Linked DNA regions of Mus musculus: regions 2, 3, 4 and 5 are each linked to region 1. The links are chromatin loops, found by intact Hi-C in ENCODE. Cell type or tissue: heart. All regions are shown on one strand. Each heading gives the region's core, and the rest is flanking DNA. Links, peaks and the distances in the headings are about the cores only.

The links. Peaks named below come from ENCODE experiments on the same cell type or tissue, not always from the same donor. Only the 100,000 strongest peaks of a DNase experiment are listed, where the experiment ranks them.
Region 2: a loop joins it to region 1, with 5 times the contacts of the local background. A loop is called at or near these places in 38 of 42 quality-filtered maps.
Region 3: it touches region 1 in a loop (6-fold over the local background); 39 of 42 quality-filtered maps call a loop at or near these places.
Region 4: a loop joins it to region 1, with 3 times the contacts of the local background. A loop is called at or near these places in 5 of 42 quality-filtered maps.
Region 5: a loop joins it to region 1, with 2.2 times the contacts of the local background. A loop is called at or near these places in 5 of 42 quality-filtered maps.

What each region holds. Positions count from the first base shown.
Region 1 is chr19:58,908,830-58,915,104 of GRCm38, forward strand. Mir3086 (microRNA 3086) reads right to left here and starts at 2,930; the gene lies at 2,844-2,930. It also overlaps a transcript of Hspa12a not described here. In heart, for the core only: a CTCF peak has its summit at 2,747 (motif pointing right); a DNase peak (open chromatin) is centred at 2,812; H3K4me3 peaks cover 1,008 bases; H3K27ac peaks cover 709 bases; H3K27me3 peaks cover 2,354 bases.
Region 2 is chr19:59,193,588-59,199,862 of GRCm38, forward strand. No RefSeq gene overlaps it. Among named protein-coding and RNA genes, the nearest start is that of Kcnk18, 23 kb to the right of the region's middle. In heart, for the core only: CTCF peaks have their summits at 2,926 and 4,806 (motif pointing left); no DNase peak of the experiment used is centred there; H3K4me3 peaks cover 631 bases; H3K27me3 peaks cover 3,757 bases.
Region 3 is chr19:59,205,760-59,212,034 of GRCm38, forward strand. No RefSeq gene overlaps it. Among named protein-coding and RNA genes, the nearest start is that of Kcnk18, 11 kb to the right of the region's middle. In heart, for the core only: a CTCF peak has its summit at 2,922 (motif pointing left); no DNase peak of the experiment used is centred there; H3K27me3 peaks cover 2,336 bases.
Region 4 is chr19:59,081,176-59,087,450 of GRCm38, forward strand. LOC115489094 (a small nucleolar RNA gene) reads left to right here and starts at 2,326; the gene lies at 2,326-2,476. In heart, for the core only: a CTCF peak has its summit at 3,326; no DNase peak of the experiment used is centred there.
Region 5 is chr19:59,071,342-59,077,616 of GRCm38, forward strand. Shtn1 (shootin 1) reads right to left here and starts at 4,728. Exons shown (of 17, transcript NM_001114312.1): 1 at 4,114-4,728. The coding sequence starts at 4,171. In heart, for the core only: no CTCF peak of the experiment used is centred there; DNase peaks (open chromatin) are centred at 3,690 and 4,330; H3K4me3 peaks cover 1,497 bases; H3K27ac peaks cover 842 bases; H3K27me3 peaks cover 4,016 bases.

The DNA.
Region 1 (6,275 bases), core at 750-5,749:
TAAATGGCAGCCTTGTCTACATAGAGAGGGTAGCATTGGCTATATGAGAATGGAGAAGAAGGAACTGATTGCTGCCAGAACTGAAAAGTGTGATGGTCAGACAGACCTCAGATAAGAGAATCGGTATTTGGAAAAACTGTGCAAATGAACTGACCATTAAAGAATAAAACTGCAAGATGTGAGGGGATGTCAGGAAGCAAGGGTGTGTAGACCAGGGGAAATGGCATGGCAGAGATGTGGCTAGAAACCTTCTAGAAGTTACCAAAGCTATCAAGCCCTAGGCCCAAAAATACAAGGTGAAGAACGAAATCCACACTTGGCCTATCCTACTGAAGCTGCTGAGCATCAGACACAGAGGACACTTTAACCGAGATCAGACAGAAAAGAAACGCCACCTTCTGAAGGCTTTTCTCTGCAAGTCTTCAGGAAGACTGCCAGACAGAAAGGAGAACAACACATGTGTATCAAGATGTTTGTGGGGGGCCGGGCAGTGGTGGTGCATACCTTTAATCCCAGCACTTGGGAGGCCGAGGCAGGCGGATTTCTGAGTTCAAGGTCAGCCTGGTCTACAGAGTGAGTTCCAGGACAGCCAGGACTACACAGAGAAACCCTGTCTTGAAAAACCAAAAAAAAAAAAAAAAAAAAAAGCTTGTGCCCGCATGTGACAGAATGCCTGGGAACAAGGTGGACTCTGAGTATTTGCATTTCAACATAAACGAGAAGAATTAAGCAATACTGAAAAAATAAATACCTCATATCTTCATATTAAAGTCTACAAGAAGCCAGAGCAGTGGAGAGAGTGTGTGTGCTGGTGTATGTGTGTGCTTGTGTGTGTGTATATGTGTATGCATGTATGTGTATATGTTTCCGTGTGTGCATGTGTGAATATGTATGGGTTTGTGTATGAATATGTGTGTATATGTGTGGTTTTGTGTGTATGTGTGTATTTGTATGTGATATGTACGTGTTTGTATGTGTATTTATGTGTGCATGTGTGTGTTTGTATGTATATGTGTATATATGTGTGTGTATGTGTGTACATGTGTACACGTGTTTCTGTGTGTGTATACATGAGTGCTTGTGTGTATGTTGCTGTGTGTATATGTGTATGTATGTGTTTGTGTGCCCATGTATGTGAATATGTGTATATGCCTGCCTGTGTATGTGTGCTTATGTGTATATGTGTGTGTGTTTATATGTGTGTGTGTGTGTGTGTGTGTTTAAAGAAATCCAAGAGTAGTGGGCAGTGACACACACCTGTAACCCTAGACTCAGGAGATGAAGGCTGAAGGATCAGGACTTTAAGGTTATCCTATGCTATACCATGACTTCAAGGACAGCCTGGGCAAAAAAAAAGAAAGAAAGAAAGAAAGAAAGAAAGAAAGAAAGAAAGAAAGAAAGAAAGAAGAAGACGGAGAAGAAGAAAAGAGAAGAGAAGAGAAGAAAGGAAAAGGAAAAAAAGAAAAGCTAAATATTTACAAAGTTAAGCATCCACCTCAGAATTTGAATAAAGCAAAATAAATGCAAAAGTTCTCCAGGTAGAGACCTTCACAAAATGCAAAATGGCTTCCTTTTTCCTTGCAGGGTTTCTGGTGTGGAAGGTCCACCCACCCACATTGCAGGCAGCTCAAACGCTGAGTTCCAATGGTATTTTGGGCACATGGCTATTTAATTAAAGTTAAACAATAGATTCTGCTTACTAAAGACAGGTACTGCTAGTTTTCCACTTATAGCAGTGAAATATGGCTTCCTTTTAAACTGTATTTGGGAAGAAGACAGAATTCAAAGGGAAATATGAAATAAATAATACTGTGGTTTTCTGTGGCAAAAGGTTATGTTTACACTGGAAGTCATAGTGCCTGTTGTTATGCAAATCAAAGAATTTATACACAACTCAAGATCAGGCTTTACAAATACAGCTTGTAGGGCATCTGAAGTCCTAGGTGCTTACTCAGAACTCAGTAAAGGTCGGTTATTATCAAGATCATAATTAGTAATAACTCTTTAATAATTAAAACGTAAGAAACGTAATTCAGATTATGGCTCTAAAAATAGCCCTGAGATAAATGACTAACCCCGTGGAGTGAGGTAGAGCAGGCTTCACAGCTACCTCTCCGTTCCCACACTTGGCCTCTTGCTGCCCTGGATGCCACACACACATCCCCACTCTCCATGTCCCTCACCTTCACCAGCACAAGCGCCTCAATGTAGACAAACACAGGGGGCGCAAGACTGACTGCCCGGGCTTACAAAGCTGCTTCCTCCCCCCACCCCCACCCCCAACGAAAGCCTCACTTAACACAGGGCAGGAAATGAATCCCCACCCCTATGGTCGATTTTGCAATGTCCTAGCTAAGCTAAAGGGCAGAGATTTGGAGACAAGGCATCCAGTCCCCAAGAACTAAGACACTCAGTCCAGCCCACCCTCTCCTCGGAGGACGAGCAGGATCCGGAAGCAACTGAAGGGGTAGTCGCCCTGTACAGCTTCAGCAGAATCGTATTTGGCCACCAGAAAAGTGTCAATCTGTCCATTCATGCCCTCCCCCTTAAAGATGATTAGCAGTGGTAAGTACTCAGGGCCTTCGCCATGAAGACGTTTTTATTTCATTTTCCCAGGATGTGTCTGCTCTTGGTGATTCTTCTAGAGTTCCTCCCAGGAAATCCCACCGAAGTGAAACCCACCAGAGGGGAATGCTTTTCCTGTTCCCAACCTCGGCTGACAGAACTGTTTGTCTGCAGCCGGCCACCAGGCGGAGCCCCAGCTTTCTCTATGGAGCCATTTATGTCTTTTTGCAAAACATCTCTGTGGGAGTCCCTACTTCTACCAGTCTGGCTGAGGGCTTCCGCCATCCCACACTTAGACTGTAGGCTCATTGGGGTCAAGACGCTAACCCTTCCAATGGGCCTACAATCTAAGTGTAGGATGGCAGTCCAAGACTCAGGCACTCAGGCGCCTCAGGTTCTCAACTATGTGTTATGACTGGACAGGCATGCAGCTCTCTCCCAGAACCTAAGAGGCCAACTGTGGTAAACGCATGGCTCTGAGTCAAAGGTGTTTTATCACAGCAATAGAAAATTAACTAATATTCCCTGTAACAAATGGAATCCTTCAGCTCCGGCTAGGAACTGGTTTTAGTGGCAGCTTCTGAGAGGACCAGAGGGACAGCTAGCTGTCACACTTGGAAGGTGGGAGGTCCTGCCCAGCTTCAAGACAGCATCTATTACGCTGAAACTCAAAAATTGGGCTGTCTCTTTGAACTGGAATTAAAGCCATATTGTGTCTCATACTATTGTCTTTGAATAAAATCTAATCCTCCTATGAACTGACCTTGACCCAGACAGCCATTTCCTTCCGCTTGAGTTCCTGCTTAGACGGCCTCATCCAGGACTAAGCTCTTCCACCTAGGCCATGATCAGGGGGGAGAGACATAGCTAGCTGGCCAGATGGTCATTGCTGGAACTCACTGAGCCCGTGCCATCATAGGGAGTCTGCTTGCCTCCTCCTACAGCCTGGCCGAGAAGCTCGCTTTACCCTCCTAGGTTCAAAGGCATCTTCCACTACTGAATATGGACTTGACAGGCAAAACTCAGGCAGGGGTCATCTCTGTGCCTCACTGCCCCCCAATGCAAACACACTGGAGCCAAATACTCAGCTCTCAGCTCACCTTCCAGTCTGGAGTGGTCCCCAAAAATCAGTTTCTGTCAATTTAATCCACTGGACAGTAGCTTTGAGAATTAGCTTGAATATTAAATATCCCATAGAAGGCAAGAGGTATGGATTCAGATTCTACCTTTCCACATCCAGCTGGGTGATGTGAGCAGACACACACACACACACGCACGCGCACACACATACATGCATACATGCACACACACACACACTTTGTTCCTCCGCCCTTACAAGGTTTGATTTAAAGGGAGAGGAACAAGAGGCCTCTGACACAGAACACATCAGTCTCTCGGCTGTGAGAAATGCTCACACTGTCCTGAGAGTGAGACTGAGCCCCTGGCCCACCCTGGCTCTGCACCTATGTGAACACTTGTGCTTTCCTGTGTCCTGACAATGGACTGCAAGTTTCACAAGGGAGTGGCATGGTGGTCTGAATGCTTGCCTGGAGCACGGTCCCAGAACCAGCTTGCAGATGAGTTCTCTCCTTCCTTTCAGAAAGACGTGAGGACGTCCTAGAACCTGAACCACATGCTACTTGGGATCTACATCTCCTGGGAGATACAACAATGGCATGGGAAGATCTTTCATTGCTCTGGTTCGGTTCCCTCTGGGGTGTCCGTTAGGAACTCTGCTTCCTGATACAGCTCCTTCCACACACCCACCATAGGGAGGGATTAAATAGAAACCTGCTTCTCCCAGAAAATGACACACAGGAAAGCTGGCCCTGGCTTCAGTGCTAGCCAAGTGCATTTTCCCCAGTGACGAGGTGGCCTTAAGAGAGAGAGAGAGACAAAAGCTTTCTGTGGTGGCCTCAGCCTTCCTACCCACTCACCCCAGTTCTGAGAGCTGACAGCCAGCTGCTTTCCTAGACTTGTGGGACAACTCAGAGACTTCACCGTCACCGTCACCAAGGCTGTCGCCAAACCATCACAAATGGATTAGGTGTAGTGGGCTCTTCTGTCTCAGTCAGTGCCAAAGCCCCACTGAGTCCAGGGAACACAGTCTCAGCTTGGCATGAAGCCCTGGCAACCCTTATGTGGGGACTCTTTCTGGCTTTATGAAAAGCCTCCAGTGCTCATAGGTACCTGGGAACATTCCGAATTCTCTCCTTTTTTCATTTGGATGCCAACAGTTACCCTGAGGTGCCTTGCGCTCTGTCTCCCAGATAGATTCTCTCTCAGCCGGAGAAAATGGGGCAATTTCAGAGCAAGTCTCGTTGGTGACCCTGGGTTCTCTGGGCTCCATGACGCTGCCACCTTACAGGTCTCTGATCCGTGTCAGTATTTTCTCCATCCGAAAGGAAGCTCTCATCAACAGTCTTTCTAAATGCAAACAGCAAAGGTGGCATCCAAAGACAGCACCCTTACAATCTCCCACACTCAACTGCCTATGCGGGGCTGGGCGAGATGCGAGGCAGAAGACAAGCATGCCGCCGAGGACGCGACCCGCCTGCAATCTGTTTTGACTTTTTCTCTCTGTTGCAGAAGCCTATGATTCGCAGTTAAATTTGACCAAATAAACAAGCTCCATTTTCAGGTTCTGCAAAACCTACAATTCTGGGAAGGCTGATGTGGTTGACACTAAATTGATTTCAACGCATCCCATTTCTGGTCTAATGCTGGGCTCCTTTGAGCAAGAACAAACGTCCTCATGACGGCTTCACTCTACCTGAATAGGCTCAGTATAAACACACAGGAAGCACAGGCGTCCAGATTAATTTTCCTTTTTTTTTTTTTTTTTTTAAGAGAAGAAAATATGGGGTGTTTTACTTTTCAAAGATTAATTTCCCACAGAGTTTTACAAAACGCCAGGGTAAGGCTTTCACATGTTAAACAGTCATCCTGCACCCGGAAAGCTCAGGAGGTGGTAGTTTTGTTTTGTTTGCTTCCCTTTTCCCATTCTTTTGTGTGTACTTGGGGAGACTCAGGTTGACATTGGGAGTCATCCTTGATCATTATTCTACCTTATCCATTGAGATGGGGGTCTCTCCACCAGACCCAGACCTCTCCAATATGGCTAGTCTACTCGCCAGCTTGCTCAAGAAATCCAATCTTTGCCTTCTGAGACTAGACTTAAGGAAAGCTGCTACACCCACCTCCCCAGCATGTGCCTGAGTTCCAACGATCTGAACCCTCAGCCCTACTCTTGCTCACCAGCTGGCTTTACCTTCTGAACCCCAACCCCTGGCCCAGGCCCAGCCCAGGCCCAGCCTCAGCCCCTGCTCCTGTCCCAACCCCTGCCCCAGCTCCAACCCTGCCTCAGCTCCAACCCAGCCCCTGCTCCTGCCCCAGCCCCAGCCCAACCCCTGCCCCTGCCCCTGCCCCTGCCCCTGCCCCAGCTCCAGCTCCAACCCAGCCCCTGCTCCTGCCCCAACCCCTGCCCCGGCTCCAGCTCCAACCCAGCCCCTGCTCCTGCCCCTGCCCCAGCCCCAGCCCCAGCCCCAGCCTGAGCCCCAGTGCATCCATTTTACCCCCAACAACTGTCAGAAATCAAAGGGCATCCTGGATGTTAAAGCTCAAGGAAAGGTTGGAGAGTGAACCCCAAGCATCTGAACATCCCCTCAAAAAATCAACAGAGGCTGCTTGACCCAGGATAGCATGAGCTC
Region 2 (6,275 bases), core at 462-5,461, 280 kb after region 1:
GGTATCAACAACTCATTGTCTCCTGACTTTCGGGTGTTTGAAAGCTCTTGGGCCTTTTTGGGGGAAGCAGGTCCAAACCCTTCCCGGGCCAATTTGCCTTCTAGAAGCCACAGGGGACACACACACACACACACACACACACACACACACACACACACACGGTGCGTCTGGCATTTTGGTTTATTGCCTTTACAAAGGTTTTTGGAGGTCATCTCAGACTTAAACTAAAGAGTGGGGGCGGGGGGGGATGCAAAGTGAAAGGGGAAAGGATCGGGGGAAGGGGGCGAGAGAGGGAAGCTGCAGGGTTGACACCAAGAGAAGGAAAGAAAATAACCCAGAAAAGAATCGTGCCGCTGGAAAAACTGGGGGAGGAAAAGAGCGGAAGGTATTGCTTCGGGAGGCACCCGAGCCGCGGGGCTTATAGAGGGACTGGGCCTGAAACTCGGCCACGTCCTCCCGGCCCTGCTCCGAGTGTCCCCGGTCAGGGAAGGTAAGAGCCGACCCAGACTCATCTAGAGACGGAGCAGAGGAAGTCGCAGCCCGGGGCTCGTCCGGGCGAGTCAGGGTGGGCACATTTCTCCCGTAGTAGCATTTGCGGGGGACGGAGGAAGTAGTTGGGGGCAGGGGGCGATAGTGCCACCCGGAGCCTCGCGGAGTCCCCGGTGTTCGGCTGGAAGCTCCTGTCCCAAGTACTGCTCTGCGCTCTGCATTAGGCAGCGGCCGAGTTGGGAGCACACCCGTAGGGGCCCGCGAGGTTTTTCCTTGTCTCTTGGGCGACGACCTTCGGGAGATAGTCAAAAAGCTGGTGACCCGCGCACTGACAAGATCTCCGAGTCTCCACCTGAATCCTGATGGCCTAGGGACCTTACCTCGGCGACTGGCCCAGCCTCAGAACTCCTTCAAGCCTTTCTCTCCTAGTACAGGGACCTCAAACTCCGGAACTCCCGAGATGGAGCAAAAAGACACTACCTACGCATTCCCGCGCCAGAGGAGGGTCCCTGGGGGGGCGCTCTCCAGATCCTAGGGGCGAGGGTTACCTTCCCAGCACCTTGCGAGGGTGGGTACCAGTCTGGGCCCCATAACACCGTCACTGCTACTTGTAATTTCTTCGCTTTGCCCCTCCCTTTGGAGAAAGAGGCAGTTTTACCCAAAGGTAGCGCTGGGTGAGCCGTGGGTTTGAGAGTTAAAGAGGGTCTTCTGTCTCAGAGGAACTTCTTAGCACCAAAATATCTCCAGGCCAACATTTTTTTTTAAACCACAAATTGATTATTTTGAGATCTCTCTCTCTCTCTCTCTCTCTCTCTCTCTCTCTCTCTCTCTCTCTCTCCTCTCTCCACATTGATACACTGATGATCCTTCAGTGGTAGAGAGGGGAAGTGTTTTTTCTGGGTTAGTGTCTTCTTTGCCTCCTTTCATCCTCCAAAGTCCAAGAGCAGTCAAACGAAATGTGTTTTGTTTTGTTTTTGTTTGGTTGTTTTTTTTTTTTTCCTAACTCTTGCGATAAAATTCAATGCTCCTGTCTGGACAGTTCACATCCAAGAAGGCTTGTGTGTGTCCAGCTCTGTGTAGCCAGCTACTTGAACGCTTTCTCCGAAGATTATGGTGACAACAGGGTGACAAGAACCAGGGAACTAACAGCTCTTGAGTAGTCATTTGTACCAACCTGTACTTGGAGGTGAGACATGTATGTACACAACCTTTTCCGCTCCACTTTTAATTTTTGTCAGAGGAGGTCAGAATTGGCAGATTAAAAAAAAAGATATTATTTGCAGAGTTATGAATGTCCCCACAGAAACTATTTCTATCAGACCACTAGTTGTGACAGGGTTAGGAAACCAGTTTAAACTGTTAATCGGCCACAAAAAGGGCCTCAGATCGACGCCTTTCATTGTAAGGCTGTAAAAGCTAAGCTGTACATCGGGAAGAAATTAGACAGCGGCAAAACCATTACCTTGACTTCCCACAATAAAGACAACCTTAAGAGGGGCTATTGATGGTTTCAAATTACATCACAGCAGTTTGTGGGTTCTTCCTCCGAGCTCATGGAATACAATTTTAAAATGTGGATTCTTCAAAGAGCAGTCGCCGGCATGGTATTCACACATGGACAGGCAGCTACCCTTTGATTTTATTTATTGCAAAGTGGAGGTGAAGAGAGGAAAACAAAGACAAACAACCAGAATAAGGAGTTTAAAAAGAATCATGTCCGGTTTATATTTCCCAAGCTTTCTGTGCTCTTTCTTGCAGGGAAACTGGGGTGGGGGTGGGGGGCGGGAAGGGGACCAGAGGGAAACCCCTGTGCATGGCCCGTCCTGTCCGCCCTCTGCTTCTGAAGGTTCCAATCTGCACTCAGACTTGTGGGTTAAAGTTGGGAAAGACATTTTCCCAAACACGACTCCAGGGCCAGGGTCACACCGAAACTCCACTAGTCCTTTGGGGAGAAATCTCTCCGTTGGCCATGGTGGCCTTGTGCCTTCCACCAGCCGATTCCCCCGAAAGAGCTTGTACATTGGTAAAATTCACCGAAAGCGGGTGGCCCACCCTCCTCTTTTACTCTCAAAAGTGGTCTCTGCATTTTCAGGAGTCTCAAAAAGAGGAAGTCCCTCTCAATCGCCATCCTTAAAGTCACCTTACTGTTCTCGAAAGGCCTATAAAAAACGGGGTACCCTGCCACCTCAGTTGGCGTTTCTCTAAGTTAGTGGTGGAAACCCACACGGTGTCTGTTATTTTTATCCACTAAAGACAGCCAAGCTGAGTTCTTCCAGCAAAGGGACCATGGCGATTTTTTTTTCCCTGTGCTGGGGCGGATGGGGCTGTTGGGGTCAGGAGAGCCCTGAGGGGACCTCTACAGCTTCTCTGAGAGAGTGGCGCAGTGGTAGCCTGGGTGCCGCATTCGCTGCACAGCACTGCCCCCTGGCAACTGGCGCACAAACCGCTCCGCTCAGCCTCAGGGCTTCTTTCCTGCCCACTGGGGTGAACTCAGCCTTATCTTTCCAGATCACATCCCTGCTAGCCAAGCCATTTCAGAGGCCTGAAGAAGGACCCCCAACTCTTGTAAGAGCCTCAGTTCTGTTCTCCCCAAAGGGATCCAGGATCTAGGCTGTAGGGTGAACTGGAGAGGAGAGGCTGCAGGAAAACAATGATTTCCATCTAGGAGGGGACAGGAGCGCAGGCTCCCGGTGACCTGGTCGAAATGTACCTAAGGAAGGAGGACAAACATGGCTGGAGCTCAGATTTCTATTGGGAAGCTGCCGCAGAGGCTGTGTTCCCTGACCTCAGCACGACCTAACCACAAGTTCAGCCCTACTGGATAGTTTGTTTCAAGCTTTGGGGCTGGCCCAGATAGAGAAGAGTGTGTTGAGACCAGGAGAGACAGGTTGACTTAGGTAAGTTACTTTTCCTTCCCGTATACAGGTTTCCTTGTGTGGTTTTCTATAGTGGTGATGAAGATTAATTGATACAATATCCTTAAGGGGTGCAAGTCACCTGTCCAACAATTACCGCGGGCAATCTCACTTCATCTAATGCTGTCCGCACAAAAGTAGAGGTTGGTTTTTTTTTAAGATTTATTTATTTATCATTTATATTTATTTTATTTTGTGTGTATGCGTGTTTTGCTTGCATGTATGTCTGTGCACCACATGCATGCCTGATGCCTGAGGCTGAGGAAGCAGCAAGGCTCCCTGTGGGTGCTGGGAATCAGACCCTGGTCCTTTGCAAGACCAAGTGCTCTTAACCATGGAGCTAACTCTCCAGCTCCCAAGGTTTTGTTTTAGTTTTTGTTTTCTAAGATGTGTTTTATCTCATGTATGAATACGTGTGCATACGTGTGCAAATGAGTTCATACCCAGGAAGCCAAGAAGAGGGCATCAGCTCCCCTGCAGTGGAGTTAGAGGCAATTGTGAGTCTCTTGATGCTAGCTAGTTCCAGGGACCAGACTCAGATCCTCTGCAAGAACAGTGCATGCTTTTTAACCTCAGAACCACCTTCCCAGGCCAGAGCTTTTAAAGCTTCATGTTACAAAACAAGCAACCGGTTCAGCAAACAGAGTAATTTCTCAAGATTCCACAGCTAGAACATGGCTGGAGGATGGCATGAAACTAACCCCTGCTTGAAAGACCAAAGCTCCGAGCCACCAAGTTGTGTAACGTCTTACAGTGGCTAGCATTTTCTGCTTTCCACCTCATCTACTTTGTTGAGACTGCAGTGGAAATTTCCAGCTGTGGAACCCCAAGAACTCAAGGGTGGTTTGAAGCCCTCTGGCTGAGACCCCCTTCTCTGGTCCCCAAGGTATACTGAGGTTATCTTGACTAATCTGAGCACCACATGCAAGGAACCCCTACTTTCTCCTCTGCCAAGGCTGCTCTTGTAGCTGGTCATGGAGGAAGTCATTGAGTCCCCTGGAAGACTGCAGAGGTGGAGAGGGGACTTAAGGAAGGACACCTCTGAACCCTATTTGGACCCTCACAGCATAAAGTCTGATCATCTCCTATCATAAACCGAGGCCTAGGTCACTGTACTAAGATGCCATCAGAAAGTAGGCTTGGTTGGGGTTCCCCAGAGGTTGGCTCCATGCAGTTACCCCTGGGTTCCTCAACAGGTGGTTGTAAACTCAGGAGCCAGGCCCTGAACCCACACAGCCCTCTCTCCAGGCACTATCCACACTGTGGGTAGACTTAGAACCTAAGGACCAAACACTTGGCCCTAACTCTGACCCAAGACATTTCTACCATGGAGCTAGGGGTAAACATCTGGATGGAGCTGTCAGCAGCACGTGCAAGGGACTCAGCGCCCCCTGGTGGCAGGACTTAGAACTCACCCCCTCGTCTTACCACCTTTGCCACCAGATACATAAGGAGATTCGAGGTAAATGTCGGTCTGAGAAAAGGAACATGCGCCGCACATGTACAAACATGGATGCACACATGCTTCTCTTTCCAAAACCCTTCCCCCAAGGCAGAAAGTAATGATACATGTTTACATCTATCGGGATTGTTAAAGAGACTGTGTCACCCCCACTCACTGGTCCATCTGATTTATGAAATGGGGAGGCAACTGTGATGCAAACCTCTCTGCCATGCAGTGTTCCCAGATGCCTAAGGCTACATGAATAGTGCTGTTTATACTTTGAAAACCCCTTCAGAGAGAGAAAAGGTTCCTCTAAACCAAAATCAAGGGGGGAATTGTACCGAGAGTGTTTGCAAATGGGAAATGGTGGATTGACACCTGCCTTGCCTGCCTGATGGGTCTAATCCAGCCTTGTACATTAGAACACAGATAACTTGCTCTGTACCTCCACTAGGATGGCACCCTGCCCTCCTCTTTTCTCGTTTTTACAGGGAAGGAAGAGGCGTGGTCACTTTTCTGCTACAGAATTAGAAAGTCAGGGGCTGTTGTCCACTGAAGTCTTGAGGGTATGATGACTGGCAGGACTGTCTCAGGGAGCACATGGCCTTGAAATTTGACACAGTGGCCCAATTGGGTAAAACATACTCGAGGCCTGGTAATCTGGTTTCGCTTCTCATGTTTCCAGTTCTCAAAGCTGACCCTCAAATCATCTACTTGTGGAGATGAACTTCTCTGAGAGCTGGGGATAAAGAAATTGATCACAGAGCCTAGCCCAGCACTTGTTTCAGAAAATGTTTTATGAGTAGTTTCAAATGTCACCAAAAGACAAAACAGAATTATAATGAGCTCCTGGGGGGTCAAATAACAAAATCATGACAAATCTGTTCCCAAAAGACAACCCCTTCACCAAAACTTTAGTACAATCTGTTGAATAGTAGTTTCATGACTTGATCCATAGAACCTGGAGGAAGCTCCTCAGGACTCCTGATGTTCTAACAGGAGTTTCTTTAAGACTCAGGGAATATACAACTCAGAAGCTCCAGGAAGTCCCTGAAACTGACCAGATTCAGTAGCTCCTCTCTACAAAGCTTGTATAAGCAGGGAGGACTGCTGAGAGACATTCTCAGACAAGAGAAACTGCCTGCAAGAGGCTTGAACTAGATAAGCTGCCCAGGAAAGGCAAAGACCAGATAAGCTGCCAGGAAGAGATATCCTCTTACCTGTTGAGCTTCCTGCAGGCTATACAGTATGCCCCAGGTTTCCAGCTTACATGAGCAGTCACACATGTTGGGTGTACTTAGATGATAGCAGCCAGCTGTCTTTGAGTCATCTGTGCTCCTGCAAACAACACCTTGCCCAGATTCCTGAAAGTAACCCCAATAAACATGGGTTCACCAAGTTTGAACTTTGGTGGGATCCATATTTCA
Region 3 (6,275 bases), core at 727-5,726, 300 kb after region 1:
AGCTCTGAGCTCTCTCTCTCTCTCTCTCTCTCTCTCTCTCTGGATGGAAGCCAGTGCTTCCCTCAGACTCCACTGCCAAGCACGGTTTTACTGTTGCTTGTCGCCTGCGGGCAGGATGGATGCCTTTGGCCCTGGCGACATGTTCATTCTCTCTGTGGCCAGTTGGCTGCCTCCAAGTCTAGGGCCCCATAGCAGATAATATTTGCTGAACTCCCAATTAATTTCCTCTGCCTACCCTAATAGATCAAGACTAGAGCTCTGCATGAAAACCAAAGGCCAATGAACTTGGAAACATCCTGATTTCACAGCAATCTACAACAACAACAAAGGGGCATTTTGGTCTGGGAAGAAGAAAAGTCTTTTTTTTTTTTTAAGAGTTTTTATTTATTATATGTAAGTACGCTGTAGCTGTCTTCAGACACTCCAGAAGAGGGCATCAGATTTCGTTACGGATGGTTGTGAGCCACCATGTGGTTGCTGGGATTTGAACTCGGGACCTTCGGAAGAGCAGTCGGCGCTCTTAACCACTGAACCATCTCGCCAGCCCCCGATAGAAAAGTCTTGTAATCCAAGAATGAGGACTTAAATTAGATTCCCCCAAACCACATATCTCACACACACACACACACACACACACACACACACACACACACACACACACACACACACAAAACCAACCAAACACTAAATAAAATAAAAAAATCAGCCACAATACTGCATGCACCAAAAAAATCACAGCAGTTCATGCTTGTGATTCCAATCCAAGAACATCAAGACAAAAGAATCTTGCTGGCAGCCAGTCTCACCAAATGAATGAACTCCAGGGTTAATACAAGACCCTGTCTCAAAATATAAGATGGGCTTATTGGTGCATGCCTTTAATCCCAGCCTTCGGGAAGCAGAGACAAGTATATCACTGGAAGTTCAGCCTGGACTACAGAGAGAGTTCTAAGCCACTTAGAGTTGTATGGTGAGACACTACATCAGAGGGGGTTAGGGGAACACAAGCAAGGAAGACAATTGACAGTGACCTCTGGTCTTCACACACATATGTATACATACATGAACTGGTACATACATTTACACAAAAAGTTTTCTTAGAGGAGCAAAATAACCCTAAGAATAAAGAAAGATGGCTTCAGCTTCCTTGTATGGTAATGAGCGTGGGAAACTGTTGAGTCCCAGTGATGTGGAAATTTCTGGCTGTGTCACATGATGCAGACTTGAGTGATGTTTGTTGAAGCAGATTCAGTGATGTTTTGAGAGGACACGTGATGTTTGGAGAAAAGATAAGTAGAACTCGACAGACATTGACAGCACCACTTACATAGCTAGCCTTGCAATGCTTTGTTGGCCTTTTGTCTACACTGATCTTCGCTTCATTGAGAGAGGCATTGCAGAGGACTGCTGGCATTCCGGCTGATCCTGGTCACTCTTGCTGACGCATGCCGATTTGGTAGAAGCCTGGCAGTTTCTGCTTTGTGCCACTGCTGCAGATTTGTGTTTGGTGATCCAACACTACTGAACTGGCATGCTGGTATTCTGACAATGGAGATTTGAATCTCCCCCAAAGAACTACTCCTATACAGACTTACCTCCCCATTGTCCCACTACCCATTTTTTTCTCCCCTACCTTTGGTCAGTGGGCTGGAAGCGGGGATGAGGGAGCTGAAGCATTTGAGAACCCTTATTAAAGTAGGTTAAGAAAATCTAAGCCTGGGCTGAGAGATGTCTCAGTGGTTAAGAGCACCGACTGCTCTTCCGAAGGTTCTGAGTTCAAGTCCCAGCAACCACATGGTAGCTCACAACCATCTGTAATGAGATCTGATGCCCTCTTCTGGTGCATCTGAAGACAGCTACAGTGTACTTCGATATAATAATAAATAAATCTTTAAAAAAAAAAAAAAAGAAAAAAGAAAATCTAAGCCTACATCCCAGCTATCATAATAAATCATGCAGGGTGGGATTTTGCAAAATGCTGATGTGTCTTCTTGCAGGACCACACCATCTTCACATCCTTGGCAGTAGGTCATTTTGATACCCATCCCATCCATTCTTGTTTTGCTTCTGTTACCGTGACCAAAAGAAACAGGGGAGAGCTGGGGTTTACTTAGTGGGCTTTAGTTCTGGTTAGAAGAACAGTTCTCAGCCTCTGAGTCCTGGCCTGAGAAGGGAGGCAGAGTGAAGTGACCAAGTCCCCTGCTTGCTTGCTTGCTTGTTCTCAGCTAGCTTCTGCTTGTCGTACTCAGGACCCCTTTGCCTGTGGTATGATGTTACCCACAATGGGCTGGGTCTTTCTTCGTCAGTTAGCAATCAAGATAACTCCACAGACAAGCCCACGGCCAGCCTGAGCTAGGTTCCTCGTTAAGATTCGCCTCCCAGGTGATTCTAGTGAAAAGTAAGCACGATACCATTCCACACCCAGATGAGGGTCTGCAAGCCCTCAAAGAGGGCTGGACAATCCAGCGGTTGGAAGCTGCTTCTACTTCATTTCATAGCCTGTCTGAGACTACCCTTTCATCGGTAGCCTGGGAAAGACAGAGGCTGGGGTAGGGGCCAGATCTCCTTTGACGTTTGTAGGTGACAGGAGGTGGGCTTTAGTTCTGATTGGAAGAACACTTCTCAGACTCTGAGTCCTGGCAGGAAGAGGGAGGCAGAGTGATGTGACCAAGTCCCCTGGAAAGAACAGAGGAGACGGGACTTAAAGACAGACAGAGAGAGAAACGAACATGGGAGGGCAGCTATCCTGTAATCTTGAAGACCCAACAAGATTTCACCGTATATTTCTCACAGGACAGAAGTGATAGCAATATGTAGGGCAATTCTAACCTGAGTTTTGGTCTGTGGTTAGTAGAGAACAGCGTGGGTACCACCTTCCTTTAACTTAGGGGAAGCAAGGCCCAGACCTGTTCTTGGAGCGCCCCCTGGTGGAAAAGATGGAAATGATCTGGTTCTGGGTTTGATGGAAGCTCATCTTGCTAGAAGCCTTCTGAGGACTCCAGGGAACAAGAGGAAGAAAGACTCTCTTGCCTTTGGAGGGTATGGTATGGGGCCAGCTCTCCCCTCTGTAAAGCAGCTGCCTGCTCAGAGTCTGAAGAACTGCAGTCCTCCGATGTCTGCCTGCTGATGTACGTGTGTATGTGCTTGTGCGTGTGTGTGTGTGTGTGTGTGTGTGTGTGTGTGTTCCCCCTTCCTAGATTAGCCTCAGCTAATCATATCATCATTTCTGGCACAAGGAAGATCCTTAGCTATCTTTGAAGGATACTCCTATTCCTTTCTTTGATCAGTCCAGCATCTGACCAGGCTCAGAAACTCCAGACTCAAGTCTCCATGTGAAGCACAGGTCACCTCTGAAGCTGACACTGGGTGACCAACTGCACCAGTCACTTCTCCTAACCATCCCCCTGTGTTCTCGTAGCCTTCCCAGATAACGGCAGCTCTGATCACCTGTCAGCCCCATGTGGGTGCATACTTGCTACACTGCATTCAGGGGATCAGCTGTAATTTGAAGATCCAAGCTCAGAGGAGCAAAGGCTCTTGACTGGGAGATGGGGGCTGGCAATAGAGGAGAGTCAATTGAGGCTGCAGCTTCAAGAGTAGCAGCCAGCTGTCCTGGTTAGGCCAGAACCTTCTCTTGTCTAAAGCTCAGGGAGCCCAAAGGAAACAAGAGGCTATTCACAGACAACAGTTGGGCAAGTGTCAGGCCTAGGTCTCAAGAAGGGCTCTGTGGCTCTGGGCTCGTGTAGATCTCTCTGGTCTCCTTTCTATATTCGTATAATAGACTGGTTGGAAAGGTGGCTTTCTAAAAATCCTTTTCCACTTTTATTATCTTTAATACACAGAGACAGGCATATACATAGACACATATGTAGACACACATACATATAAACACACCTATATAAACACCTACACACACACATATATATACAAATGCGCACAAACACACACATAGACACAAATACATGGGTATATATATGTATATATATACATGTATATATATATGTATATATACACACTGACACACAAACACACATAGACACACATGCATAAACACATATTTCAACTAGCTGATGGTTCTACTAGATTTAGAATCACTATGGAGAGCCACCCCTGGGTGTGCCTGTCAAGGAGTTTTTAAAGAGGTTTAACTGAGTATGCTGCCTACAGGAAACACATTTGTGGACACTGAGGTCCCACTTGATGGAAAATCCAGGCTTCTTCACTTCTGCCTCTTAAAGAGTGTGAATCAGGGTCACTTATGTTACCATCTATGAATAGTGGTACTTTGACTTCTTCCTTTCCTATTTGTATCCCCTTGATCTCCTTTAGTTGTCTTATTGCTCTAGTTAGAACTTGACATACTATATTGAATAGATACTGAGAGAGTGGGCAGCTTTGTCTTGTCCCTGATTTTAGTGGGATTGCTTGACGTTTCTCTCCACTTAATTTGATGTTGGCTATTGGCTTGTTGGCTATTGCCTTTATTGTGTTTAGGTATGGTCTTTGTATCCAAGGCTTTTGACATGAAGGACTGTTGGATTTTGTCACAGGATCATGTGATTTTTTTTTTCATTATGGTAGATTGCATTGATGGGTTTTCCTATATCGAACTATCCCTGCATCCCTGGGATGAAGCCTACTTGATCATGGTGGATGATGTTTTTATGTATTCTTGGATTCAGGATAAAGATGGAGCAGAGATTGAGGGAATGGCCAGCCAATTACTGGCCTAACTTGAGACCCATCCCATGGGAAAGAACCAACCCCTGACACTATTAATGATACTCTAATATGCTTGCAGACAGGAGTCTAGTGTAACTATCTTCTGAGTGGCCTCATCTAGTAGCAAATGGAAACAGATGCAGAGACCACAGACAAACATTAGGTGGAGCTTGGGGAATCTCGTGGAAGAGTGGGGGAAAGGATTGAGGGAACTGGAGGGGCAAAGGACACCACAAAAAGACCTATAGAGCTAACTAATCTGAGCCTATGGGATCCTGGAGACTAAGAGCATGCAGGGGCTGGACCTAGATCAGCTACATATTTGTAGCAGACGTGCAGCTTGGTCTTCACGTGGATCTCCTAACAACTGGAGCAGGGGCTATCTCTAACTCTGTTGCCTGTCTTCAACTCCCTTTCCCCTAGCTGGGCTGTTTTGTCTGGCCTAGGTAGGAGAGCATGCACTAAGTCCTGCTGAGACTTGGTGTAACAGGTTGAGTTGGTACCCATGGGGGCCTCCCCTTCCTGAGGAGAAGGAGAGGGTAGTTGGGGGATGGGGTATGTGAGGGTAGAACTGGGAAGAGAGGAGGAAGTGAAGGCTTTGATCAGGATGTAAAGTGAATAAGGAAAAAAAGAGTGTGAATCAGTGTGTGACACCAGCTACTCATGCTCTGAAGTGGACATCAGTGCATGGCACCAGCTACTCATGCTCGCAAGTGGACAACGGACTGGAGAAATGACAGCAGCCTGTTCAGCTTGCACGGGGTTTGGGCCTTTGCTTGCCTCCTCAATGGCTGGATCTCTCTCACTAATATGAAAACATTAAAAAAAAAAGAAAAGACGACTTGTAGGAATTGGTTCTTTCCCTCCCAACTTAGAGATCAAACTTAGGGGACTAGACTAGGCCAGGCAGTGGCACCTGTATTCTCTGAGCAGCTCATTGGCCCCTGATTCATCTTTAAGAGGTATTTTCAAGCTCACAGCAAAGCTAAGCAGAAAGCAGACTGTTCGGTTACACTCCATTCCTTACTGTGGAGACATGTCCAACATTCTGCACTGTAGGTATTACCTGTGATAGTCGCTGAGCCTGCCCTGACACACCTCTGTCATGTACAGAGTCCATAGCAGGGTTCATGTACGTTCTGTAGAGTTCATGAGTTTAGAGAACTAAACTGTAATATGCACATACCATGCAGTACCACACAAAATAGTTCCAGAAAACAAACAAACAAACAAACAAACAAAACCTCTGTGCTCCAGGCTAGAAAGATGGCTCAATGGTTAAGAGCACACACTGATTTCTGCATAACTACTTGTAATTCTAGCTCTTGGGAATCCAATACCTTCTTCTGACCTCCTCAGGGACTATACACACATGACTATGTCCACACAAAAACTCAAAAAAATGTAAATATATATTTTAAAAACCCTCTGTGCTTTATCCACCTACTTCTCTCTCTCCCCCTGTTAGCCCTAGAAACCAATTATTTCTTATGATTCTACAACATTGCCTTTTCTAGAGTGTCACCCAGCTTCTGTTGCGTAGTATGACATTC
Region 4 (6,275 bases), core at 453-5,452, 170 kb after region 1:
AGGGCTGATGAGATGGCTACCTACACAAGCCTGGCAGCCTGAGTTCAGTTCTCATAGCCTAGTTATCTTTCCAGTTGCTGAGATAAACATGACTGGAAGCAACTGGGGAAGGAAAGAGTTTATCTGACGTACACTTCCCAACTTCAGTCCATCATGGAAGGAGCCAAGGCAGGAACTGAAGCAGAGAGCACATACGATTTGTTTACTGGCTTGGGCCCATGGCTTGCTTAGCCTGCTTTCTATACAACCCAGGACCACCTGCCCAGGGGTGGAAACACCCCTCCTACATCAGTCATCAATCAAGAAAATGTCCCAGAGTCTTGCTTACAGGCCAACCCAAAGAAGGAAATTCCCCAGTTGAGAGTCCTTCCTCTAGATGAATCTAGTTAGTGTCAAACAACAACAACAACAACAGAACTGAGCAGCACACCCTGGAACCCAGTAGAGGACAAAGGCCAGAACCAATTCTAACTTTTACCTTCATACACACACACACACAAACACACACATATACAAGAGATACATACACACATATATACACATACACATAAACACATACATAAAGAGAAACATACATACATACACACACACACACATATATATACACATACAAACATATATACACATAAACATTCATACACACAAGAACACATGCACATACACATATAAACACACACATGCATACCATGTATGCACTGGCTGATTTTGAGTGTCAACTTGATACAAACTGAAGACATCATAGAGGAATGAGCCTCATGAGGAAATGCCTCTGTGAGATTCAGATGTAAGGCATTTTCAACTAATGATCCATGAAGAAGGACCCAGCTGGGTGGGGCCATTCCTGGGCTGCAGGTTCTGGATTCTATAAGAAAGCAGACTGAGCAAGCCATGGGGAGTAAGCCAGTAAGCAGCACTCCTCCATGGCCTCTGCATCAGCTCCTGCCTCCAGGTTCCTGCCCTGATTGAGTTCTTGTCCTGATTTCCTTCAATGATGAATATCGATATGGAAATGTAAGCAAAATAAACCCTTTCCTCCCCAACTTGCTTTTGTGTCATGGTGTTTCTTTGAATCAATAGAAACCCTAACATTGACAATGTACTCACATACATTTGATAATTTTTTAAGTTAAACCTTAAAATAATGAAATTAAAAAAAAAACTTTAAAAATGAAATGAAAATCTGTATAATCTTAGGTCTGAGAATTCTTAAACACACCAAAAATATTATTCTCTCTCTCTCTCTCTCTCTCTCTCTCTCTCTCTCTCTCTCTCTCTCTCTCTCTCTCTCTCTCTCTCTCTCTCTCTCTCTCTCTCTCTGTGTGTGTGTGTGTGTGTGTGTGTGTGTGTGTGTGTGTGTGTGTGTGAGATAGGGTTACAGACTGATTGCTGCACTCAGCTTTTGTATGAGTGAGTACTGGGGAACCAAACTCGACCCCCACACTGTACAGGAATCACTTTACACACTCCCAGCTCCACAGCCCCAAATACATAGATTTGAGAGGTACTTCACTAAGCTCAACAACCCAGACTGGCTCGATTTATGCAGCATCCTGAAAATCCAAAACTTCAGAGAGAGAAACAGCCTATAAATTGTTTCCTTGGTGCTGAGGGAGAGGGAAGAGGCAGAGTACAAAGAGGGCTTGTATTGCAGACTTCTGTTCTGTTAGCCAGGGTTGTACTGTGCAACTCTGACTGGCCTGGAACTCTTTATGATAACCAGACTGGCCTCAGGTTCAAGAAGATCTGCCTATTTTTTGCCTCTTAAATGCTGTGATTAAAGGCATGAGCTATCATACCCAGCTATAGTGGAGAAGTGTAGGGTGTTAGAACTTCAACATTTGGTACTGGGGTGGTAGGTATATGACCACATATACTGGGCAAAATCCAAGGACATGAGTACCAATAAAAATTGACTTTATCAAATATAAATTAATTTTAAAACATTCAGTAGTGATAGAGAAATCCCAGAATGGGTTGCATAAAATAACCAAAAATCCCAAATGGATTACTAATGTATCATGTTACCCTATTAAAGGGGGTACTAGAGAGATGACTCAGCTATTAAGAGTACTTACTGCTTTTCCAGAGTACCTAGGTTCTGTTCCTAGCACCCACATGGCAGTTCACAACTATCTGTAACTCCATTCCCAGGAGATCTGAAATCTCCTGGCATCCATGGCATGTGTATAGTGCACAGACATACATGCAGGCAAAACACCCACACACATAAGATGAAATCATAAAAAAAATTAAAAAGTAAAATAAAGGAAGAAATAAAAAAGACTTGATCTAGGTAACTCAGAGTAAGACTATTTAGACGACCCCCCCCCCCGGCAATAGACAAAGAGAGACCTTGGTGGTGGTGGTGTTCTTACATTAGTGGGGGGGGGGGGGCAGAGCAGACGTCAGTCCTTTGTTCATTCTACCTTGATGCCTGGTTTGGTAGCCAGAGCTGTTTTATGCCCAGGACTCATAAAGATCAAATAAATAAAATCAAAACTACGCAGCGCAGCACAGGAGGAGGATACACAGAGACCTGGGGATGTCATGCCACCCACAGACTTGTCATCCAGCAGCACATGGCACAGGCAAGCCGTAAACACCCACTTCCTGCCACTCCATGATGCGTGGATGTAGGATGCTGCCCAGGGGCGTGGCCAGGCTGCAGCGGGAGCCACCACAATACTCCTAGTATGTGGTGGTCAGATGGGAGAGAAAGAGAAGTGGAGTAGCTTGAGCATTATGATGAGAGATGGAACTGGAGACTCCAGGGTGGAGAGGAGTAGCCTGTTACCGGTGGCCAGCTCCACTACCTGGGGCCATGGTGAGATCCCAGCGCGAGCTGCCACTGAGGGCCATGTCTGAGTCCATGCCTATGCAGTTTCAAGGTTTGGTGTAAATATCCCTAGCTCATATTACCACTAGAAAACACGGGATGTACCTGGTTGAGGCAGTTACAGGGGAGCGGAGAGGATAACGGCCCCGCCCCTCCCTGGTTGCAGTCATACTTCCACCCATCTCTCTCCGTTGGTAGCACTGGGAAGAGCAGGCCCTTCACCTCACTTGGGCAGCACAACAGAGCTGGCCCTGATGGTGAAGGCATGGGTGAGCCAGCCGTAAGAGTTTGAGAGCTAGAGAGCTGTCCCAGCCCCTCACAGGCTGTAGCACTCAGAAAAGTGGACCCCAACCTCAACTGAGCAGCAAAGAACTGGCTCTGGAGGCACATATACTGACGAGCCAGCCTGAGAGCAGGGAGCAAGAGAGCAGGAGACTCGGCCTCCTGCTGATGGTGACATTGGGTGGCCTAGCTGGAGCAGAGCTCACCCTGGTGGTGCAGATAAGGGAGAGCCGGCAGGATGACCTGCTCAGCTACCACTCAGGCCCAGATCCAGGGTGCTGAGTTGGCCCACCCCAAAATCTACATCATCTGCAAACAGGTGGAACATGTGAACTGGCCGGTCCTTCTGTGCCAAAGCTGCAGGATCTCCATGACACAGGGCCACAACAGGATAACTAGGAGGAGTCCTGATGAGGATTCAATATTGACGGTGTCACAGAAGCCAGAGATCTCGAATCTAATGACACATTACAATGAACATTTGCAAGGGAAGATGTGTGGACAGAGGGACACACTGTGACACACTGTAGCTTCCATGATGAGGTGTTCTCTATGCTTTTGTTTGCTTGCTTGCTTGCCTGTGTGTTTTATCTTGAAAAGAGATTACAAGGGTGAAAGGCAGATATGAAGAGACAGGGAGATAGCAGGACTGGGGAGCATGATGTGAAACTCACGAAGAATCAATGACGTTTTTTAAGAAAGAATATTTTGGCTGGATGCTGTAAGGCTAAAAGCAGAAGAGACTGTACGTAAACATGAATCAAGTTGACAAATTTACCTCACACAGGAATATGGATTCGCAGTTCTAACACTACCCTCCAGGTGTAGTTGAGTTGAATAAATAAATCAATAAGCTGCCAATAACAGAGGTTGGTTTCTCACAGAGAGTGGGCTACAGTCAACTCTGCTACAGCCTGGCTTTATGTGTTTTTTTAAAAAAACAAAACAAAAACAAAACAAAACAAAAAACTGCGCTGTACAGACACACAATAAAAACTGTAGGGATGGCAGGGAAGTGACGTTGCTGGCACAGCCCTCCAAACATCCTTCACAGTACATTAGACGTGATAAGACTCCATGGAAACAGCAGTCTTGCTCAGCCTAAATGATTGCAGAATGTTGTTTTAAAGTTTTAAATTACACTATTTTAGGGGAGCACACAGCACAGCATACATGTGAGGTCAGAGGTCAGCTTACAAGAGCTGGTTCTCACCTTCCGTTATGTGGGTCCCAGGACTGAACTCGGCTTCTCAGGCTTGGCGGCAAACCCCTTCAACTACTAACTAAGCCTTTTACTGGCTCCTAAACTGTTATAATTAATATTTTGATGTTATAAGTCATTTGGCTTTAGAAACATGGGAAGTTGGTCTGTAAACTTGGTCTCTGGAAATACTGCAACTTTTGAACCTGGTGGAGTGATGGGAAGGGTTTGAGGGCCCCCCAAGGGGAAGCTGTCACTACCATCAGATGAGCATAGCTTGGAACCCACGGCTTGCCAGCTGGACCCCACCCATAGCTCCTCCCATGCCTCCCACCCTCATGCTTGTCCTGCTTCTCCTTACTTTGATTGGCAGCTCTCTCAAGGGAAGCATTTAAAATGAAACTGGAATCTCAGCACACCATATAGCCTTCTTCCCTTAAAATTTTAAATAATGTTCATTTCTTGTTGGTCTGTATGTGGATGCACATGCTACAGCACACGTGTTGAGGGCAGAGGACAACTTGTGAGGACGGATCCTTGTCTTCAACCTGGTGGGTTCCAGACTTGAGTGAGGGTCAAACTCTGGACACCTGGCTTGGTGGCAAGTGCCTTTACCCAATGGGCCATCTTGCTGGCCCTTCAACTTCAGTATCTATTTCTATTGGCAATTCTTCAGTTACTCTGTTAGCTCAACTCTCGCTGTGCAAACAGCTAAAGGCTTCGGACATCAACCACGGTTACATCTACTGACCCTCCTCGAACCGGAAGGACCAATTCTATTGAAGTTCACAGGCAGTGCTTTCCTTCTGATCATGGAGAAGAATTCTCCTGACCTTTTCTGCTTCCCTTCCATCCGTTCACCTGGCTATCTTCTCATTTCCCAGCAGCCTCTAGGCCTCTTCCTCTTACAGTTCCACCACCTTCATTTGTCTTCCTTCACGAATTGTTGCCGAGGGTCCTCAAGGTAATCCACTTTGGTTTCTTGCTTGAGCGAGTCCATGAACTTTCTTTCAAAAGCACTTTACTATTCCCCACAACTATTTCCAGCTTGTCTTTCACATGACGTTTTCCTTTTGCATTGGTTGTTTGGTGCTTGTGAACTTGGACATACAGATGTATTAGGAATATTGAAATATATACATATACATATATACATATACATATACATATACATATATATACCACCTGTGGGCTTAGACTTTTTTAAACACCTACTTTAATAAGTGTACTTAAATGCTTTAACCTCCCTTTTAACCTACCACCTACCAGAAGCAGTGGAAGGTTAATAGGACAAAGGAGGATGTGGACCTGTTTATAAATAGTTCTTTGGGTTGAATCAAATTTTGTCAGGATATCAGCAGTTTAGTTCACAGTAATCAGCAGTGGTTGCTTGATGCAGCAGAAACTGTGAGGCTCGTCAGTCTGAGTCCTCAGAAGTGGCAAGAAGCCACCAGAACATCATCAGATGGTCTTTGGTGCATTTCTCTCTACAGAGTCATGACAAATGAAGACCAGCAAAGAGTGACAAAGTGAACCAATACCACACAGTGTCATCCATATTTATATCCTTTTCAAACATCATGTGTCCGCTCAAGCATCTGCTCTGGCAAAGCATCACGTGTCCTTTTTCCAGACTGCTTCTCTCAGTTTCTCTGGAATTGCTGTGCTTGGCTTCAAACTAACTCTAGCAATCTGTTCTGATCTCTTTGCTCCTTCTCATTCTCTGGCTTGTACTGTCTTTGATTGTGTCTAGCCTGTCTCTATACAACTGTCTCAGTAAAACTGCTTCCTCTCTCTGTCTCTGCATTGCTCCCTCCTAAGTAGCTTCCCTTTCCTCTCTCTTCTTGTGAGAGTTGGGCATATCCAACTTTGTCAAATCTTACTCTGATTCATCACTTTGTTTGCCACTCAATTAGACATTACTTTTAAACGTGGGTGCTTCCTTCTACAAACTAA
Region 5 (6,275 bases), core at 635-5,634, 160 kb after region 1:
AACCAAGTTTGTGCATGAAGCCAAGACACCCATGTCATTTCCAAATGCCTTTGGTTGAGGGACTCTGGGTGCATGCATCTCTTAGTGTAGTAACTCGGCTTCACTTACACATGAAGTATGGCCTCGAGACAGCCTGGGCTCCTTTAACTACAATAATGTCCCCACAGATTTCTCCCCCGGAAGCCAAAGGAACCCTGGAAAAGGCACCCATGAGTCACACTAGCTTGCTCTAGGAAGAAGCTGCACCTTAAGAATTAGCTCTGTGTTACCCAATCATCTGTACTGGGCTGTGCTGGTACAAGCCTACAGGCTCGTGTTGCAATCCCACAGGCTAGTATTGCAATCCCAGTACTTGGAAGGGAAGGCAGAGGACCAGAAGTTCAAGGTCATCATCTGCTACCATGGGGTTTGAGGCTTACATGATATATGCCTCAAAAGATAAAAAAATAAAAATCTTACAACAGAATAATTGTTTTAAGTCGTATTTACCCTAGAATGACCACAGATTTTGATTCTAGTTGTCACTGGTCCTTTCTGAGAATACTGTTATCAGGTTAAAGGTTAAAGGTTATCAGGTTAAAGGTTCAGTGGTAAAATACTTGCCTAGCATATATAAAGGTTTAGATCCCATCCTTAGCCCTAAGAAGGAAGAAAGTGGGGAGAGGGAAAGAGGAAGTCGAAAAAAGTCTCATGCACATTGTGAAATGACAATCACACATCATCATCACCAAGTTCCAAACAGCACTGCCTTGCTATGATGACTAATAGGTACCTGCTGTTTGGGTTAGGCCCTTCAATGCTGGTGGCCCATTCTGCATTGAACAGCATTGGTAATCCATGGACTTTCTGTGTATGTGGACATGTATGTGTGTACGTGTGGTGTGTGGAGGACTCCACTAAAGCTGCTCCCTGACCAAAAGACCAGAATCCATGACACATATAAGCCAACCAGACACACTTCCTAGATTTAATACTGTCTGTAGACCCAGAAAGTCACCACCATCAAGGACCAGGTCTTATTCACTGGTCTCTGCTGCCTTGCCCAGTGCCTGGCTATGAATATTCAGTGTATGCTTGTTGAATGAATCACCCAGAAAGCCATGCACCTTCAACAAATGCTGAACTAAGTCTATCATTTTCCAAGAGAATTCTACAGAGAGAGAGAAAATTGTATGATGTTTTGTAAGGGAAATGTCCACTTTGATAGCTGGGAAATATGCATCGGAAATAGTATCCTAAGTTGCCATTTGTCCATGCATTAACAATGTCAATCAGCCCAATAAAATAAAGCCTGAGGGGGGAGAAGACAAAAGGAGAATTACCTCATTACCTCAGCATCTGCTTGAACATAAAAAAAAAAATCACACACTGGCTAATTTTTTTTTTAAGGGACATAATATAACTTTCTAGAAAGACATAATATACCTAATTATAGCATTCAGTAGACGGGAACATACAATGTTGTGGAGTAATTCAGAAGTGGGTGTGACTTATAAGACACAGAGCCGGGGAATGGTACATATAAATTAGAGATTGTTCATATTATGACAGACTCCGTCAATGCATTTCACAACTTTTGTCAAGCACAACGTTACTCTCAACACTGAAGGCTCCCACTAGAGAAGGCTGTTGTCAGCTCTGCAGTTCACACAGCAGCCTCCCTCCTGAACACCCTTCCCTGGGGAACAGGTTCAAGTCTCAGCCTTAAAGCTCATCAATGGGGGCAACTGCATGAGAAGACCAAAATGGTCAATACAAATAGGTGAAGATCCAAACTTCACTTGTAGCCAGAGCAATGTAGGTTTTAAAGGAGGCATGTTGCCAGTTCCGATGGCAGACATTCAGAAACCTGCCAGGCTGGCCAGCTGACGACTACTGTCAGCGCATGTTAACCAGCAAATGATGACGAGGGCTTTGCTGGGGGAACAGAAACTGGCAGAGTTAGTGACAGAGGAGGGCTTCTTACTGAATGGCAGAACATCATAACATGCATGCCACCGAATCCAACAGTCCATCCCTAAGAACCCATCTTAGAAGCAACAGTAGTCTATTGACTTGCACGCCTCTTTGATTAATGACTGTCGACCAGATGAGAAACTTCCTAAGAGCCAGGATGATCTGATTCACTATCTATAGCTACGGAGTCCGAAACAGGGGCCTTGTGCATGTTAAGTAACTGATAGTTGTTACAGAAACAAAAACATAAACATGTTAGCAGTGAACAAGGAAAACGGAGCATCCAACCAAAAATCTTCTCCTTGTTCATATTAGGTTGGGAGACTGACTCACCATGGCAACAGCTCACCATCACCACAAAAAAACCTGACCATAATACTGGTATACCCAAAGACCTGGTTGCCATGTTTACACCTCAAATCCCCAACTTCCCAGCTAATTCCACAGGTAAAATAGCCATTAAAAACTCCTAAATAAGTCTTTTAACGCAGTCTGGTTTTAAGATATGAAAATCTCACCATAGACTGAACAAATAGTATCTATGTGACCAGTCCAATGTCCAAAACCAAGAGTACTCTCAAGAGACACAAACCTAAGTTCTATTCTCCTGGTACGCCCTTCCTCAGGAAAACAGAACCTTTAGAAATACTAAGGCCACAAATTTGTTTTCCAATACAACACAACAGAAAGCGCTAGACACTTAGGAACCCTCCCTTCTTCAAACATCAGTCCAGCAAAAGGCCTGAGGAGATATGTGTGGATGTGGTCACTGTTAGTGCACTCTGAGAATTACAATAAAATAATAAAAGGAAGTAACATATTTTACTTTGTTTTACAATCATTTGCAAGATGACCATCCATCAAAAGATCTGGTATTAATACCAAAAGTTTTCATAAGTCCAGAGTAATGAATCAAAAGTCTTCGGGTGTGAGACACGGGAAATTGTTATTAAAAGTAAATACTAGTGAAATCCAATCTTCTATGAAAATACTTGAAGGATTACAAATAAGGCATTCTGTCCATCCATTGAGTCACAGGTGCGATGTGGGCTGACTTCAGGCTAATTGCAGATGAGAGGGGGAAATGAAAGCAATTAACACCCATTCTGGATTTCTAGATGCCACATAGGGAAAAGTGCTTCATCCATTTCAGCGAGGTTAGGTAACTCCCCTGAGGTCACACAGTACAGTGCTGTGGAGCCCTTTCTGCGGAAGTGTGGCTGATGGATTTGAAGAGCAGCAAGCGGCTCAAGTCCTTGCTAGGACCTCTTAAGCCACCTGGCTCAGTCACAAGACTCAGTGATGGGAAGACACCAACTTCCTGGAGAGCTGAGTCAAGAAGAGGAATAGGACCATTGAGCAGGGCCCTTCCAATGTTAGCAAGTCCTGCAGCAAAGAGCATGCATGACCTTTTACCTCCTAAACCTGTGCAGTTCCTCTTTCTTGACCCATATTCTCAAACCACACTTTGAACAGGATAATTAGTCGTGGTATTTTTAAAGTGTGTCAGATTAACTGTCTCTAGGATCTTGCTTTGTTCACAAATGTTCTGATGGCAATCATTAGCTACCAAGCGGTAGAGAAAAGCATGCAAAACGGCCTGGATTTCCAGCCCCAGCCCCGCTTCCTCATTAAGCCCCACACAGGCAGGGTGTCGACTCACTGACTAATAAATTGCTAAAAATGGGAAGTGATAAGAACACATCGGTTCCCTGAAAAATCCCAGCTGGGTAAAGAAAAAGGAACTAGACCGAACCCAAAAGAAGGGAACGCTGCAGGCCCAGGAACGCCAAAGTGTGCAAGGGTGCGGCCTCAGCTAGGAGCCAGGCCAACTGAGCCACTACCCGGCGCCCAGCGATCCTACCCTACCCGGCTCGCTACTCCCGCGTGGACTGAGGTGCGTGCCCTGACCCTGTCCACGCCCGACGCGTGTCCCTTTGCCCGGGTCGCGCGCCCTAGTCCTGCAGGGCGCGCGATCCCACTGCGGGAAGACGCTGCAGCTCCTCCGCCCAGGGCGCTGCACCCCATGGCGCTTGGGGATGCGGGGTGACCGCGGCGGCCTCACGGTCCCTTGGCCACGGCTGGCACCTGCGGCTGCGCCCAGAGCTGTCCCGCCCGAGGCCGCTGCTGGGCACCTGCGGCAGCCGGCCCACCTACCTTGCTCCTTCAAGCTGGTGATGAGCTGCAGCTGCTTCTCCTCGTCCGAGCTGTTCATTTTGGCGGGTGGGGCTGGGGATAAAAGGCAAGGAGGGAGAGGCGAGGGGGACACGGGGGAGGGGGAGCAGAAAGCAAGATGCCGGTGGCGCGGCGTGCGGCTGCACTACCCGGAAGTTGGGATCGCTCCCGCTCCTCCTCCTCCTGGCGCGCCGCACGCGGTGAGATCATCCCACGCACCTACTCGCGGGCCCTGGCTGCCCCACCTGCGGCGGGCGGGTCTGGGCGCCTGGCCCGGTAGGGGCGTGGGCCGCTGGAGGCGGGTGAAGTGTCACGGCCCTGGGGCGCCTGCGATCCTCCCAGGTGGCTGTATGCGGTTCTGCTAAGGCCGCCGCTGCGCCAGGCTTTCCACCCGAGGCGCGCACCATGGAGACTCGACCCGGGTTCCCCAGGTCCGCCACCCTAGAGCTGGACAGCGGATCTGAGCAGGACCGGACGGACCCCAGAGGACCAGGCTCCTATCCTAGTTCTCAGTCACTGCTCATTGGAGCCAGGGCTGGAAAACCCTCTGTTCTACACCATGCACCTGTCCACCAAGCAAGTGCATGTTTGCAGTCTGTCTGGCTAATTGAGTCACCGCAGTCTTGAGGAGTAGGGGGTAGTGGGTAGCAGTCTGAGGGAGGGAGGGAGGGAGGGAGGGAGGGAGGGAGAGAGAGAGAGAGAGAGAGAGAGAGAGAGAGAGAGAGAGAGAGAGAGAGAGAGAGAGAGAGAGAGAAGAGGTGATGGGGGCGTGGCAGTCTGATCGCAGTTCCAGCGTGTGTGAAGAGGCCAGAGTCAGAACCTGGGCCCTGCCTCCAAGTGCCTCACCAGGCCAGAACTGCAGGGAAGGTCATCTGGTTCCGGTGGGAGGATCTTGCATCTTGGGGAGGCTGGCACTGCACTCTGAATACCCAAGGTCACTTTGTTGCATGACAGGGAGCCTCCTGTGTAAGGACTGAAGACAGTCCTTGCCTCTCTTAAGGACCCTCGGTGGCATTTACACCCAACTCTGGGGTAGACCTGGGCAAACATATCTAGGCAGGCTTGCATTCTCCAACTCTAGTTCTCCTAACATTTGCTTGACTCTCCCAAGCTCTGGAATTGGTCTAAAGAATGGAAATAATAAAGCATACTCTTTTAGAATTTAAAAAATTGAACAGGGAGAGGAATTTGACCACAACATCAAATCTAAAAAATAGAAGTGCTTGTCTAGCATGCGCTAAGGCCCCACAATCCATCCGGTCCACCTCCAATAAGGTGGACCGAATGGATAGGTATGCCGCCTGCTCTGCGCAGAGGATTTTTTGTTTTTTATGATTACAGGTGTTATGGTTGCTAATAACAAGTTGAGAAAAGCACAGTTCTTTATTCCAATCATTAAGCGCTCCAGATAAATCCGGGTTAAGTGAGCCTTCTGCACAGCCCTCGTTTTCTTCATCCTCTCTAAACTCATATAGAACACCAGCTCTTCATTCCTTGCGTCTCAATTTAGGCAAACGCCCCAACTCGGCTGGTAGTGGCCCTGCCAGGAGACGTGTATTGATATTCCCATAGATCCTATTACCAGTATCTTTCTGGTACTCATTATTCATACCATCTCGTGGTGACCGTTGAAAAATCAGAATCGGCTATTCCCTTTTAAGAAATGGCAGTGGTTTAGAATGCATAGTTTAACTGTTCGGGTGGCCTGAGGTGGCAGTGTGGATTTCTAAGTAAAAAGAATGAAAGATGGAACTTTATGAAATTATTTCAGTGTGGGGATTTTGCTATTTGGTCCTTCCTGGAATGTTTCATAAGAATGTTTCATAAGTTCAAAATATTTTCCAGTCAGCTACAGTGATGATCATAAAGATTGGTATAGGCTCAGGACACACAAGACCAAGTTCTCTGCCCAAAGATTTGCCCCAAAAGGACAAAGGTCAAGGAGTAAGAAACAAAGACAGGAGATAGAGGATGAGGGAGAAGGAAAAGGGAACAAGGGAGGAGGGGACATGGTATTTGTCCTAGAAAGACAAAGGACAGCCTCTAGATGGGAGCCAGACATGGCCCATAGGAAAATGGTGGTTTATATAAGGTAAGGGGAGAAACCCTATGTTAGGATGAGGTGTTTAATTTTAATTGGGCAT